Linked DNA regions of Mus musculus: region 1 is linked to region 2. The links are chromatin loops, found by intact Hi-C in ENCODE. Cell type or tissue: gastrocnemius. All regions are shown on one strand.

Evidence for each region. A loop is a pair of places that touch in the nucleus more often than their neighbours do. Peaks named below come from ENCODE experiments on the same cell type or tissue, not always from the same donor. Only the 100,000 strongest peaks of a DNase experiment are listed, where the experiment ranks them.
Region 1: a loop joins it to region 2, with 3 times the contacts of the local background. A loop is called at or near these places in 2 of 42 quality-filtered maps.

Annotation. Positions count from the first base shown.
Region 1 is chr1:184,231,478-184,239,477 of GRCm38, forward strand. No RefSeq gene overlaps it. Among named protein-coding and RNA genes, the nearest start is that of Gm34177, 94 kb to the right of the region's middle. In gastrocnemius, no CTCF peak of the experiment used is centred here; a DNase peak (open chromatin) is centred at 4,328; H3K4me3 peaks cover 640 bases; H3K27ac peaks cover 773 bases.
Region 2 is chr1:183,652,530-183,660,529 of GRCm38, forward strand. The region is part of intron 2 of Gm39724 (a long non-coding RNA gene); the gene reads left to right. Among named protein-coding and RNA genes, the nearest start is that of Gm39724, 25 kb to the left of the region's middle. In gastrocnemius, a CTCF peak has its summit at 4,743 (motif pointing left); DNase peaks (open chromatin) are centred at 4,710 and 5,228.

The sequences.
Region 1 (8,000 bases), 580 kb after region 2:
GGAAACAGCACAGGGTGTTAGCAAGCAGTTCCTCCCGTTGGACCTTGGAGGGGGGCGGGCAGCTAATGATGGACAGCTGTTCCTATTACATAAATTTCACTATGTTATACATACATTTACCCATAAATATGCAACTAAAACACATGGTGGCCCCAAACCACATATGCAATGAGATTATGAAGATACTCAGAGTACAATAGCAATGAGCATATTACAATAGCCCTAAAGGTGTACATTTCTGCATGTTAACTAAAAACTATCTAATTGGACTTAAGACCTGCTCAACAGGAGATAAATCATCCCTAGTTCTGAAAACCCAGCTAACTACCCAGGGCTCATGAAGTCATGGATTTTGGAGGATAACCCACAACCACCACTTTTTTAAACCAGCAAAGTCCCCAACTACATCCTAAATATTTGTCGTTATATGCATGGATAAGTGTAGTCCTCACCCTCATCAAGGAAAAAAAATATATCTTGCCGGGCGTGGTGGCGCATGCCTTTAATCCCAGCACTTGGGAGGCAGAGGCAGGCAGATTTCTGAGTTCAAGGCCAGCCTGGTCTACAGAGTGAGTTCCAGGACAGCCAGGACTACACTGAGAAACCCTGTCTCGAAAAAACCTAAATAAATAAATAAATAAATAAGAAAAAAATAGCTCTGCAACAGACTAAGACTCTTAGAGAAAAAAATCACAATAAAAAAATGCAGCATTATGGAGCCTAGTCTCAACTGATATCTATCTACAATAAAGCTCCCCTACCAAAGGCTCGGGGACACTGAAGAAGAAAGCATAGGAAGATAGTAAGAGCCAACAGAGGATCCGAGAAGCTGCACCTAGAAAGTCTCATCATGCTTCCCTAAGTGTGAATTAAACAAGGGTGACAATAGAAGACAGACTGATCTGGACAAGGGAAGCACACAGACCTCAACCCTACACCAAGAACTGCAGGCAACTAGGGAATGCCGAGAGTGGGAGAAACAGTCTTCCCCAGGGAGAGCATACTGACTGGTTATCCCATACCAGGTGGTCAGCCTTGAAAGCACATACATACATCTTCATTATATGGACTAAACAGGTTATGTTAGGAATATGTGTGTTTATACATATACATACATGTAACAACAGTTAATGAAAAGGGAGGTCACAAATTTGAAGAAAGAGCAAGGAGGGCTACATGGGAAGGTTTAGAGGCAACAAAGGGAAAAGAGAAATGATGAACTTAAAATATAAAAAAAAAGTAATTATCAGCAACAAATATTGGATGTTCAGTGTCAGCTGACACTGGGCCCTTGGGCCATTATTCTCCTGACATTTTGGAAAAGTGTCTTTGAGACTGCTCACGTTTCTGTGAATGTGTGTTCTTTTTGTTTCAGTTTGCTTCAGTTGTAGGGGCGAGGGGAGGAGCTGTACCATGCTCACCGCCACCTGACAACCCTCTGGTCTCCATGGCTCCTGTCCACTGACTGTATCAAGAGGAAGTGCTCTGTAAATTGCTAGCGGGACCTGTGCAACAAGTATCCATCAAAGAACAGCCAGAGGCTCGGATAAGGAGGAGCATCGTCAGGGTAAGGCTAAGGATGGGGTGATCTCTTCACTGCCTGCTGTCATCATGAAAAGCTATGCTTCAATGTGACAAATGCTTGGGAGAGGGAATTAGATAGATCCTCTGAAGTCCGCTTAGTTGAAAAGTCTCACTATGTGAATATCGGTGGGCTGACCACACGGTGCTGGGGTGAAGTGGGTGATGGAACAATTCTATTTAAAGGATGATCTTCAAATACTTCTAATCCACTAGACCTCTTGCTTCTTTTTTATAAATCCTAGGGAGAGTCGTACTTAAGGCCCTGATCTTTCAATTTTCTGACCCCATATCCAATTACTATGTCTCACATATTCTACCTGAGAGATATCTCCAAGTCCCTCACTCTTCTAGAACCTTCTCAGTACCTCTAACAGCTCCCTTGAAGCAGTGTCCCTACTTCAGATGATTCCTTCTTCCTCAGCGGAGGAGGTACCAGTTCTGTCTTTACATCTCATCCTGTCTTTGTGACGGAATATCGGTTGTCCATCTCGCCTGTGCCTGCCTTTCCACCCCATACACTGCGCTATTCAATGATTTCTGGTTCCTTGAGGCTATGTACTGCTAGATGAAGACACTGACTCCTTTCAGATCACCACCAAGCTATCAGCTCCCAGAAAGTCTACCTACCTGGGGAAGGGCTGGGGCTCTGTCTGTGTCGGAGCCTGGTTGGTCATGCTGAAGGCTCTGATACTCTTTCATCTTCTGTCTCTCAATGAATAAGTGCTTCTCAATGGGTTCCTTCGTGCCAGGCTCTGTCTTCTCTGCTAAAATGAATGGCTCTATTTCAAGCCTTCTACTGACATCCCAGTTTCTAATGAGTTGAGTAAAATCTGCAGCTGTAGGCAAGACTCTCTCAGTCAGGGTTCGTTGTCCAGCGCCCTAACTTTCCAACCACTTATGCAAACATCAATCCCCAAAGCTCATACAATAGCCCACACTGTTTGGCCTGTTCTTCAAATCTTGCTCCTATTCCATCGTGCTCCATTGTCTGCTGGGCTTGCCATCCACGGTTCTAATGCCTCACTTCAAAGCCTTTCCTAACTTCCAGAAAGAGTAGGGCTATTGTTCTTCACATTGTCATAAGCATCTATTAATAGTACCCAGGGCTGGGAGTGTAGTTCAGTGGTAGATCACTGGTCTAGCAAATGTGAGGACTGGGTTTGGTCCTCAACACTTTAGGCAGAACAGAACAGATCAGAACAAACAAACAAACAAACAAAATAAAGCTTGCCTTTTACTTCTCCCTTCTCTTTAAAATCTGTATTTATTTTGTTCAAATGTATACTGGAAGAGTTGTGGTTTCCTAAGCTCCGGGGATAGAGAGAGAAACTTATTAATTTGGTGTGTATATGAAGGCCAGAGGAGTCAGTTCTCTTCTTTCACCATGTCAGTCTAGGCTCTCAAACTCGGGTCACCACTGTACCGTGGAGCACCTTTAACAACTGAGCCTGAATCACTAGCATGAGTTAACAGATTACAAATGGAGCAGAGCCTCATTCAACCTATGGACAGTCTGAGCAGAACACAAAAGCTGGGGAAGGGAGCATTCTCTGTCTCTCTCTGTCTCTCTGTTTCTCACCCCCCGTCTCTGTCTCCCTGTCTGTCTCTCCCCCTCCCTCTCCCTCCTCCCTACCTCTCCCTCTCCTCTCTCTCTCCCTCCCCTTTTCCCTTTCCCTCGGCCTCTTTGAAATCAGCTGGGAAATCAGTCTCTGAATATTGATGAGAATAGACAATAACAGCTGGGCCAGAAGCACACCGTCGGTTCTCCAGGGTTTCCAGTTTGCCTCCTGTGTACATTAGGATTTAGCCTCTGTAAGTACAACACACACACACACACACACACACACACACACACACACACACACATTTATGGAGAGAAAGAGACACAAATAAATAACCTATCTCTTTACCGTGTGTGTATTTTCATATTATTCCTGGAACATACACTCAATGTATCTTGAACATGTCAATACTAATTTATCTGTATATAGCATATATATCTTGAATGTATGCCAATATCATATAAGTCTATCAGTCTATCTTCCATCCCTCTGTCCATTTCCTCTTGTTTTCCCTATCCGTGGAACTCTGAATACTGCATACACCCGGGAAAATCTTTGAGAACATGACATTTATGCTGAGCTCTGAAGATTATAATAAAAAAAGGAGCCAGAAAAATAATTCTAGCAAAATGGGAATGTGACAATAAAGCCGGAGGCGGGAAGAACCAGCGCACAGGCAATTATCGGGAAACTAGACTAGAGAGGGAAGCAGAGCCCAGGCAAGGAAGGAGCTTGAAGCCTGCTCCTGAAAGTGTCAAAAAGCTGAACACCCGGCTTTCAGTAAATGTCTGTTTGACAAAATGAGTTCCTGGTAAGTAATTTCCAAAACAGCGAGAGCAGTCCTCAGACTCTGGAACAAACACACGACTGTTTTTATCCCCATTCTTTGATGGTTTTCACAGAGGTGAGCGTGCTGGAAGGGGAGGAAGCTGATAAAAGCTGGCCGCATCCTCTCAGACCATTGGAGGACAGGAAGATGGGAGAGCAGCCTTCCGCCTCGCCAGGCGTTCCCTAACATTTTATCAGTTTGGCGGGTTTTGTCTGCATTTTGCAGAACATGCAGGCAGTGGTGATGATCCCTTTTATCTAATATCCTCAGCAGAGGTCACAGGCTTAACAGGAACCGGGAAACTCCTCCCGGCAAGCCAGTCCCGGCTCTGCACAAGAGCGCCCTCTTCTGTGCAGTCACAGACTGGCCCTCGGAGGAAGGTTGAAAGGACCCGTCAGGCAGGCCAGGGGCCCCAGTGAGCCCACAATCTGGTAGTCAGAGGAGTTAAAGGGCGTCCTTATGGACCGCCTTTACCCCACGGAGGTGCGCACATTCAGGATCCTTCTAGAATTAGCCATGAGAGTGAAAGGGGTGAAGAGATTGAGTTCAGGCCACTTCCTGAAAAGAGAAAGGAAGCGCTTTCCAGCTGGGGAGAATCTACTTCCTGGTTCAACAGGAGAAATGGAAAAGGATGGATACCCAGATACAGTCCTGTCAGAATCCATGGTCAGAGGGATGCACAGAAGTGAACAAGGAGGGGTAGGCCGACATGTGCCCTGTGCCGACAGAGATGGGGGAGGTCAGCATGTCTGCAGCCAGCCCTGGAGTCACATAGATGAGGAAACTGGACCTCTGGGACAATTCAACACCTGCTGCCTGCAGTGTTTCTTGCCTTCTCACTCCTGTGAACCCCTCTCTGCTCCCCAAAGACTTTCACCTCCACTTTCACATCATCAGTACATATATGGTTCTATGTGCCTGCCACACGAAGAACCCACATATGGAAGAAAACGTGTGTTGTTTGGTCTAGAACACACCATCAGATCCTCAAAATAATCATGCCAATCAAATAGGCTAGATATATACTCCCAGTGTGTTCAAAGAACTGAAGCCCAGAGACGCGAGCGATTTCTCCGCAGACACACAGCAAATACAAGAACTAAGAGAAGCACGTTGTTAAGGAAATGCACGTGTCATCCTGTTAGAGACAAATCTGAGCAGCAGGAGGGAGCCAATGGTCATTATAGATGTTGCTGAGGGGACAATGCAGATTTTAGTGACTGTTAAGGCTTGGGTTTGGAAGGCTCACAGTCACTTCCGTTACTGTTCAGGTCTTTAAGCTAAGACAACAGTGTGAGTGTGGGTCTGGAGAGGTCAGATCTCACTGTCATTCCTCTGATGTCATACACCTGGTTTTGAGACATCTCACTGGCCTGGAACTTATCAGGGAGGTAAGGTTGGCTGGTGCTGGAAACCTGTGGTTCTGCCTGCTTCCACCTTCCCAAACCCCAGGGTCTGCCTGTCTCTATCTCCTCAATCCCCAGGACTCTGCCTGTCTCCTCTCCAGCAGACATCGCAGGCAGACACCACCATGCCTGGCTTTTTATATGGGCTCTGAGGGGTTGAACTTAATCCTCATGCTTATAAGGCAAGCAAGCCCTTTACTGACATCGCGGTTGGCTGCTGCACCAGCTCAGTCAGAGCACCTACACTGCACGGTTGCAAAGGCCTTTGACTCTTCCCAGAGTGTCACAGCCAGTGGGATTGCTCGGGATAAGCAGAAGGCAGAGAAAGAAACACCGAGGAAGAGCGCTTCAATTCTCCTTCCTTCCCGAGTTTCCCTTGTCCTCACCCTTGAGGGTAGCAGACCCCTGACTTTTATTTCCTCTGTTTCACTTCTGACTGCATAGACATGTCTTTGGAGATTGATCCCTCCCCGCTCCTTTCCCCACAACAGAAAAAAGACACACTCAGCCTCCCTCCCATCCCGATAGCTTCGCACTCAACCCTAATCCACAGTCTGAGGTGACTCTTGTGCCGAGCCCATTTGGGAGGACACAGCTCTGCCCTTGCCACCCTATTGCATGCAGAGTCCATTCTATGCACAGAGCCCACCAGCACGTGGAGGCTGGGGCTGAGGCACATTCTGGACTCCTGTTTCCAGGTGATTTTTCAGCTCCCTATCAGGACTTAGCAGCCCTGACTTCCCTGATGGGAGAAGACTAATTAAAATGACAAACCCAAAATTGATTTATTACCATTGGGATGAAAACAATAAACAAAACCTGACATTGCTAATGGGTTCTTTCTCTCTGTCTCTCTTTCTCATCTCTCTGTGTGTCTATCTTCCCCCCATCCCCCCTACTGCCACTACCTACAACCAAAAGTGTGCCACCTGTCTTTCCTATTGGGCTTTTTTCACTACTACCTCATCTCATCATGATAGAACTATTTCCTCCTTAGATAGAACACACACACACACACACACACACACACACACACACACACACCAGGAAGAGTCTAGAGGCTGAGGCATGTAGGCATCTGGCACCTCCTCTCATCTAGAGGAAGCTGTTAGCACCTGTACTTGACAGGTGAGAAACCAAGGTGTTCAAGGGTTACCAGATTGAGGGAGATGTTAGAGCAGAATATCAACGGGCTCTGTCTGTCCTTTGGTACATCCCAGCTGTTCTTTCTTCTCCCACAGCTCCTTTTAAAATAGTTTAAAAAAAACCCAACAACATCTTAGTAAACACAGGACACTGCAAGGTGCTGATCTCTAACTGGGGATTAAGCACCTTGGTGGAAGGGAAGTAGGCGTGTCTCCTCTCAGAAAGAGGCTGGCACTCCAATGGTGGTGAGACTTTGCCATAATTCCCTGCATCCTAGTGATACCTGCAGCCTGATCTGTGGGAGGCCCAGAGGCACCCAGTGCCCGTGTGCTCAAGCATAATCTCAACTGTGTTACACCTTTCCTTGGCTTATGCATGTAGAGCCTCTCCTGGCCAATGTATCTCAGTCCTCTTCCTTCCATAGCAGCAGCATCTGTGAGCCTCCGGCATCCTTCCAGGCTGCTTGCTATATGGGAGCCCCTGACACAGGTCACCCTGAACAACCAATTGAAAACACCTCTCTGTGTTGATCAGCTTTCCATAGCTTTGACCAAGGTACTCAATTGGATGGAGGGATATTTATCCTGTCTTCAGGCTGTGAAGCTTCAGTTCTTGGTCCATTACTTAGGTCTAAGATGAGGCTGAACACCATGGAAGCGGGAACATGCAGGGGAGGGCTGGAAGTAGGCTGCAAGAAAAGGTGGAGACCATGCATGACCCTTAAAGACCTGCTCCCAGTGATCTACTGAGCCTAGATATGCCCTGTCTCCCAAGGTTTCCACTAGCTCCCAAAATAGCCCACCAGCGTGGGATGAAGCGTTCAACGCTGAAGCCTGTGCCATTTAAACCATAGCACCCCACTACCCTAGCTTTATACTACTAACCTCCATAAGTTCTTTCGAGTTTTCACCGATCAGAAGTTCCCGATTGCATTTTGTGTTTGCTTGTTCTTCCTCTGTAAGGGCAAGACTCAGTTGTTATAAATCTAGGACCCAGAACAGCAGCTTAGAATGTAGATGGGCATCAAAAAGTGTTTGCGGAATAAATGGGTGGAAGTCCTCACTACATGAAATGATTAATCTCCTTTTACCATCGAATCAAGTTCAAGTTAAATGATCAGAGAAGTGTCTCATAGGCTGCTGTTTGATTCTGCGTCACCTCTCATAGTCTGTGTTAACGGTCCACAGTCAGGCCAGGTACACAGTCCACAAGACAGGAGTTGGCTTTTCCACAGAACAGTCATTGCTGGACATCATGAACCTGTCAACAATGGGAGAGTGGTCACTTAAGATGAGAGTGGAGCTAAGGGTGGGGAGATGGCTTGACAGTAAAGCACTTGCTGTATTGCATGAGGCCTTGTAGCCCATAGAGCCATGTGAAAGACAGACACGGCAGCATGCTTCTCTAAGTCCATGGCAAGATGAGAGGGGAGACATTTGACATTATCCCAGGGATACAGCATGCCAGCCAGCC
Region 2 (8,000 bases):
CCCTCCCTGGAGTGCATGTTTGTTAGTGATCACAGGGCCTTCCACATGCTAGGTAAGTGAGCCCTCGGTGAGCTATATCCACAGTTCTTTGTTTTCGTTTGTTTGTTTGAGATAGAGTCCCACTAAGTTGCCCAGGCTGGCTTTGAACTCACCATGCGGGGCTGGTAGAAATTGAATTTGTGACTCTCCTTTCTCAGCCTCCTGGCTATCTAGGATTTTGGGCATGAACCACCTTACCTAGATCAACACAGGAATTTTGAAGGACAGCCTTTGTGTGTCAGGCACATTATTAGCTGTTAGTTATTTTTTAAATCTTATTATTTTTTAAATCAAGTATGGGAAGGTCTTCCTTTGATGATAGTATTTACCAAGAGTGAGTAGAAGTTGTCAAATGTCCTTTCTACATTTGTTGGAATAAGTGTGTGAGTTTTTATTTATTTATTTATTCTATGCATTTAGGATATTGACTCAATTTTCCACTCTTGGGATCCTTTCATTGGTTACAATTTTTATATATTGTTGGATTTTATTTTCAGAGCAGTACTAGTGACTGAAAAAGAAAAACTACCAAAACTGTAATTGGTATTTATATAGAAAACACACAGAAAGAAAAGGTCAAATTCAAGAGAATTCTTGAAAAATTTACTGAATTCAGAACATGGAAGCCAGAAAGAGTCCACGCTTTATGCATAAAGTTCATGTCACTGACATTGGGACCCATGGATGATTAGTGCTGTTTCTGAGATCTTTGCTTGACAGTGCTCTATAAATCTGTAACAAGGCAGTGTCTACATTACCACCTAGGAAAGGAGCTGTGCTCAGTGCAGTTATAAACTGGATGGGACCTAAAAGACCAACTCAAAGAAGAGAAACCTGGCAAAATTTTTCCAAAATCTATTTCAGCTTCATTGTTGACATTTGTAGTTACAGCCAACTGTATACAACAGCCAACTGTATATACTTCTGATGAGCTATTAAGTATAGTTTAAAGTTTAAGTTTTACGTAGAAGTGGATTCTCAGGTCACAACTGCAATGAAAAGAAACCATTCTGGCTACTAGATTCAAGGACCCTGAGCCAGAATGAAAACAATTTCTTTTTTTGGAGAAAATTTTGCTATGAATAGAACTACTAGACAAAATTTCAAATAAAGTAAAAAATAATGAACTACATTCTATATTTTTTAAAGTTTATTGTGATTCTTATTGTAATTTAATAAATAAAATTTATTTATTGGGATTAAAAAATGGAAGAATTCATTGTGTATCACAGCACAATGATCATGAAGACAAGTTGAGAAGGCTTGGTCCAGAGTTCTCTGAGATAAGAAAGCTGTCAAAGCTTATCTTTGTGAAGAGGTGAAGTGGGGGAATAAGGTGTGCTCATCTGCCGGCTGTGTGTGATATTATAACAACCATAATACGTCTGTGGGAAGAGGGACAGCCTTCCAGTGGCAGCCGAGATCAAAGGCGAAGACAAGAGTTAAAAGCCGGGAAGAGCAGTTTCTACAGATTGCTATGACATGGCCTGTGGTTTCGCAACAATTATCAAATAAATCACAATCTTGACATTCCAAAAATGCAAAAGGTTATCAGGCAAGGCCATATGGATTCTTTGTTGTTGTTTCTGCTGTTGGCTGTCTCAGCTGAGTTCTCCTGATGTGTCCTGGGCCTGGCCTCTGAATTCTGGGGTTACAGGTATGCATCCCCTACCTGTCTCACTTTATGAACTTTGATAGAATATTATCATAGTATTGCTCATTAAAAGAATAAATATTTTTCCTCTCACGTCCATTTCTTTAATTGAGAAATCATTTCATCTCTAACGTCACAGGAGAAAAAAAAATCCTCGGGTGACACAATAAGAGATTGAAATTACAATGTTGGAAACAAATATTAAAAACAAACTGCTGTGTTGTCTTCACTTTGGATAAAGGTCGAACATTAAGAAATTGTGCTCACAAATCAAAACAACCCTGAGATTCCACCTCACACCAGTCAGAATAACTAAGATCAAAAATTCATGTGACACCAGATGCTGGCGAGGATGTGGAGAAAGAGGAACACTCCTCCATTGCTGGTGGGATTGCACGCTTGTACAACCACTCTGGAAATCAGTCTGGCGGTTCCTCAGAAAATTGGACATGGTACTACCGGAGGTAATAACTCTTCTGGGCATATATCCAGAAGATGTTCCAACTTGTAATAAGGACACATGCTCCACTATGTTCATAGCAGCCTTATTTATAATAGCCAGAAGCTGGAAAGAACCCAGATGCCCCTCAACAGAGGAATGGATACAGAAAATGTGATACATTTACACAATGGAGTACTACTCAGCTATTAAAATGAATGAATTTATGAAATTCCTAGGCAAATGGATGGATCTGGAAGGCATCATCCTGAGTGAGATAACCCAATCACAAAAGAACTCACATGATATGCACTTGCTAAGTGGATATTAGCCCAGATACTTAGAATACCCAAGATATAAGATACAATTTTTGAAACTCATGAAACTCAAGAAGAACGAAGACCAAAGTGTGGACTCTTCACCTCTTCTTAGAACTGGGAACAAAACATCCATGGAAGGAGTTACAGAGAAAAAGTTTGGAGCTGAGATGAAAGGATGGACCATCCAGAGACTGCCCCACCCGGTGGTCCATCCCATAATCAGCCACCAAACGCAGACACTATTGCACACGCCAGCAAGATTTTGCTGAAAGGACCCTGATATAGCTGTCTCTGGTGAGGCTATGCCGGTGCCTGGCAAACACAGAAGTAGATGCTCACAGTCAGCTACTGGATGGAACACAGGTCCCCCAATGGAGGAGCTAGAGAAAGTACCCAAGGAGCTGAAGGGGTCTGCAACCCTATAGGTGGAACAACATTATGAACTAACCAGTACCCCCAGAGATTGTGTCTCTAGCTGCATATGTAGCAGAAGATGGTCTAGTTGGCCATCATTGGGAAGAGAGGCCCCTTGGTCTTGTGTCTTAGTCAGGGTTTCTATTCCTGGACAAAACATCATGACCAAGAAGCAAGTTGGGGAGGAAAGGGTTTATTCAGCTTACAATTCCATACTGCTGTTCATCACCAAGGAAGTCAGAACTGGAACTCAAGCAGGTCAGAAAGCAGGAGCTGATGCAGAAGCCATGGAGGGATGTTCTTTACTGGCTTGCTTCCCCTGGCTTGCTCAACATGCTCTCTTATAAACCCAAGACTACCAGCCCAGGGATGGTCCCACCCACAAAGGGCCTTTCCCCCTTGATCACTAATTGAGAAAATGCCTTACAGTTGGATCTCATGGAGGCATTTCCCCAACTGAAGCTCCTTTCTCTGTGATAACTCCAGCCTGGGTCAAGTTGACACACAAAACCAGCCAGTACAATCTTGCAAACTTTATCTCCAGTACAGGGGAAACACCAGGGCCAAGAAGTGGGAGTGGGTGGGTAAGGGAGCAAAGGGGGGGAGGGTATAGGGGACTTTCAGGATAGCATTTGAAATGTAAATGAAGTAAATACCTAATAAAAAAATTGGAAATAAAAAAGAAATGGTGCTCACTAAGACACCCTTGAAAGTCACGTGATCCTATTGTGAAAGTGCTTTTGTAAAATGGGTTTCTCTGCTGCTGGTGTTATCAAAATAAAACACAACATTCGGGCATCACCCGTGAGAAATGCCAAGAGAAAGCCTGCCCAGATGCGGACAAGCAGAGACCATAGCCACATTTCATGTTAACTCTAATAGTGTAGGTGTTTGTGCAGTATGGGGATTTGAACTCTCGTACACAGCTCTTTATTTTGTTTCAATGACAAATGGCACAAAGGTATGGGCAAGTCATGACTTATTCACCTGTATGTGCACTTTATGTGCACGTCTATTGAAAAGGTGTGTAGTGGCAGCCATTCTGTTCTTCCTGGCCATGATGGTCTATTCCCTGACCAACTGTGAGTCTGAATAAATCCTTCCCTCCTCGACTTGTTCCTTGTCAAGGGTGCTGTAGCAATGAGAAAAGTAACTAAATACAAAAGCACCAAGGTCCAGATGATTAAATATTTGAAACAACAAGCAAACTGGTTCTTTACCACTCTGGTAATATCACTGTCAGTTATAGTCCATGTCCAGGGGAGAGGTGAATTCAGGGATGCTGGGGGTGCAGGGTGGGGTGGGGGCGGGGCAAGGGCGGGGACGGGGGCACCATTCCCAGAAAGACTCCGAGATCTCGGCTTCTGGAAGGTCTGTCACACTCTCACCCTTGGTTCTACGCCTGTTTCCTACCTACAGTTGGTTCTCTAGTTCCCAGACTTGGGCTTCTCATTCTTTTATGACAGGAGTAAGAATACTTTCTAAAGCGACGTAAGTCACCATCATGGTCTTGTCAAATAGCCAGCCTAAGGAAGACCAGCCTAAACCCAAAAGGTGAAAAGATACAGTGTGCCTGAGGTGCCCCTTAAATGAGGTATTCCCTGACGTGTCTCCCAAAGCCACTTCTTCAGAGCTGCGGGTCCACAGGTTTCCATGTAGAGTCTCGCTTGCTTTCTGGCTTCTAACTCAGAACACAGCCTTTTCCCATTCCATCCCGTTGCAACCTTCTGGCTGAGGGTCCTTAGCCCCCCCTGGGTAGGAATCTTGTGTAGACAAGAAGCAGCTCTTCAAGTGCCCTCTCTGGATGTTCTCAGGGAGCAGCAGCAGTAGGCAGCCAGAAGTGGTAGCAAGTGGCGCCCTCTAGTGTTAGGTCCCCATATGGGCCTCTTGCGCATCAGCATTTAGGATCACAAGTGTTACAGATTTGCTGTAGGCCTTAGGCTCTTGGCACCCTTAGCCTTTGGCAGTGACCTATGATAGAACTCTGAGCCTGAGGTATGAGAGCCATGGCACTCTGGGAATCCGGAGATCATGCCATGCAGTTTCTCTTTTCTGGCTTTCTATTCCTCTTTACTCTCGGCTCTCTTGTCAGCAGTCCAGTTCTGCCAACCTTTATCCTACCCTGCCTTACTTCAATGGCTCAACTGCCTCTTCTTTAGCCGTCGGTCAGCTAAGCTGGCCTTGCTGTGTTTGCAGCTAGGGCACATTGTGACTTCATGTCTATTTCTGATGTCTACTTCCTGCCGTGATTGCTCCTGGGCTGTTTGGCCGACCACTTGGCTCCTTCCATAACCCAGTTAGACTGGAGTAACTTGGGAGTAACAAACTCTACCAGGACTGACTGGGGCACCTGATCAGGCAGGCCCCTTGGGAGCTGGGAACCTGCTGTGTCTTCAGCTGAGATGCAGCTGGCTGCCATGTTGCTTTCACGGCTGCCATGCCAGCTCCCTGGCTTTCTGGGTCACTTCTCTTCTGATGTTGCCACCATACTCAGCCATCTTTCTTCTTGTTACCAGCTCAGCCCACGCTACTGGAAGTAAGCAAGAGAAAAGCATCCTAGAGATTCATTAGGCTAAAGCTTTAACACCAAGGCAGGCAGCAGCAGTGAGTGTCTCCTAGCGAAATAACCAACCGGGCATTAGCAATCTGCTTATATAGCCCAGGAAAGAGTTTTGAACTGATTACAGCCACTCTGGACCAGTCACAGCTGGTTTTTACCTATCACAGATGTTTGTTTGAGTTGATCACAGCCTGGCTTCTGAACATCAGTGACAGTCACTGAGGTTTGCGTTTTAGATCCATCCCAGCCTTCTTTCTTAGCCCTGTCATAGCAGTTCATCAGCTAGACTGTCGGAGGAGGCGTTCCCCTCTCTGCTCAGGGTAGGCTAGAGTTCATAGGTGGTCATGATATCAAAGGCCAGGAATAAACTATTTCAAATAGTCCCTGCTGAGGCTGTGCCTTCGAGAATCACACAGTAGGCTAGGCTCATGTGTTCTCGACTTAATGTGGAGAGTGTTCAAGATGGCGCGGGCTGGCAGAAAGGTAGTCTGGCCAGCTGAGGAATGATAATCCTGTTGTTCAAGGCAGTCAAGGTCTGCAAAGAAGAGGCCAACAGATGCCTTCCCCACACTTTGCTACTCATAGGAAAATGAACATGCCGTTGGCCCAAGTAGTGTCTTTGATCAATTTTAGCTGGACTTTCTGGGTGGTGTCCAATCATCCCATGTTCTGTCTCAGAGAGGTAGATGCTTACTGCGCGTTCCTGGTATAGAGTCAGGGTTGACCTGGCCAGTTATTGACCGAAACTTCCACTCCAGTGAATTGTCTAGTGAGTCACTTCCTCTCTGCATTGTTAATTGTCTATGACAAGAGCTAGAATGTGTAAAAGGGACCTGTGTCCTACAGTGACATCAGTGCTAACCATATCCGTGTCACCTGAACACTACTAGGAATGCTAGTTACCCAGGCAGAGCCTGGGTCTACAGATCAGAAACAAGAGTGTCCCTGACACCTAGTGTTTGAAGGGTTTATTGTTCTACTATCAACAGGAAATAGATCCATTGAAGGCTGGCCTCAGGGAAATGTATTTCTGTCATGGATATCTATAGGAGGCTAGGAAGGGTCAGGGGTACAGAGAGCTCCTCAGGGCCTTGGCGATAGTGGATGAGCCGTCCTTGCACTGAGCTGTGTCTCTCTGAAGTTCAGACTTGCTTATTTGATCTGACCTTGGAACTTTGACCGTTGGGAGCAGCATCTGGATTTTCTTTGCAGACAAATACGTTTACTTTTCTGTAAGTTAATTTGTTTGAAGTGAGGAGAGGGCACGACAGAAGCTTCTGTAGAACCTAGAGTGCCACGTGAGAGGGATGGACCACTGCCATGTGAGAGTGACAGGCCACTGAGGGCCACAAGTGTGACCCTGAGTGGGCTTAAGACAGGCTCCCTCCTGGGAATCCTTGCCCTTCTCACTGAGTGGCCAGGCTGCTGCAGGAGGTAAGCTCAGATCAGAGCAGGCTTTCTCAGAAGGTGGTGGCATTGTCCCCAAATAGCTGGGGATTCCTCAGTGCCCCGTGCCTGACTCAGGGTCAGACATGAACTCATCACATTGTATTTGTCTGTTCATCTTACACCTCAACTAGATTGATTTCCTTCTGCTAGGGACTGTGCTTGCTCTGCCTCTATCTATCTATCTATCTATCTATCTATCTATCTATCTATCTATCTATCTATCCATAATCTATCATTTATCTATCCATCTATGTATTTATGTATCCATCCTCTATCTATCTATCTATCTATCTATCTATCTATCTATCTATCCATAATCTATCATCTATCCATCTATGTATTTATGTATCTATGTATCCATCCTCTATCTATCCATAATCTATCTATCTATCTATCTATCTATCTATCTATCTATCTATCTATCTATCTATCTATAAATAATCTACCCATAATCTATCATCTATCTATCCATCTATGTATTTATGTATCTATGTATCCATCCTCTATCCATCTATTATCTATCTATCTATCTATCTATCTATCTATCTATCTATAAATAATCTACCCATAATCTATCATCTATCTATCCATCTATGTATTTATGTATCTATGTATCCATCCTCTATCCATCTATTATCTATCTATCTATCTATCTATCTATCTATCTGTCATCTATCTACCTATCTCTCTCTATATCTCTCTATCTCTTTCTTTCTATCTCTCTCTCTATCCATAATCTATCTATGTATACACCATCTATCTATCTATCTATCTATCTATCTATCTATCTATCTATCTACCACCTATCTATCCATCCATGTATTTATGTATCCATCCTCTATCCATCTATTTATTATCTGTCTATCCATAATCTATGTATCTATGTATGCACTATCTCTCTCTTATCTCATCTATCTATCTATCTATCTATCTATCTATCTATCTATCTATCTATCTATCCATCTATCTACTTATAGCTCCTGTTCCTGAGTTTTAGCCTTGACATGTATTCAGCTATTTGATAACCCCTGGCTGACTTATGAATAAGTGAAATCATAAACGAATGGATTCTTGTCGACATTTGTATCATAGCTATGGCTCTATTCCTGCATTCTCCCAAGCCAA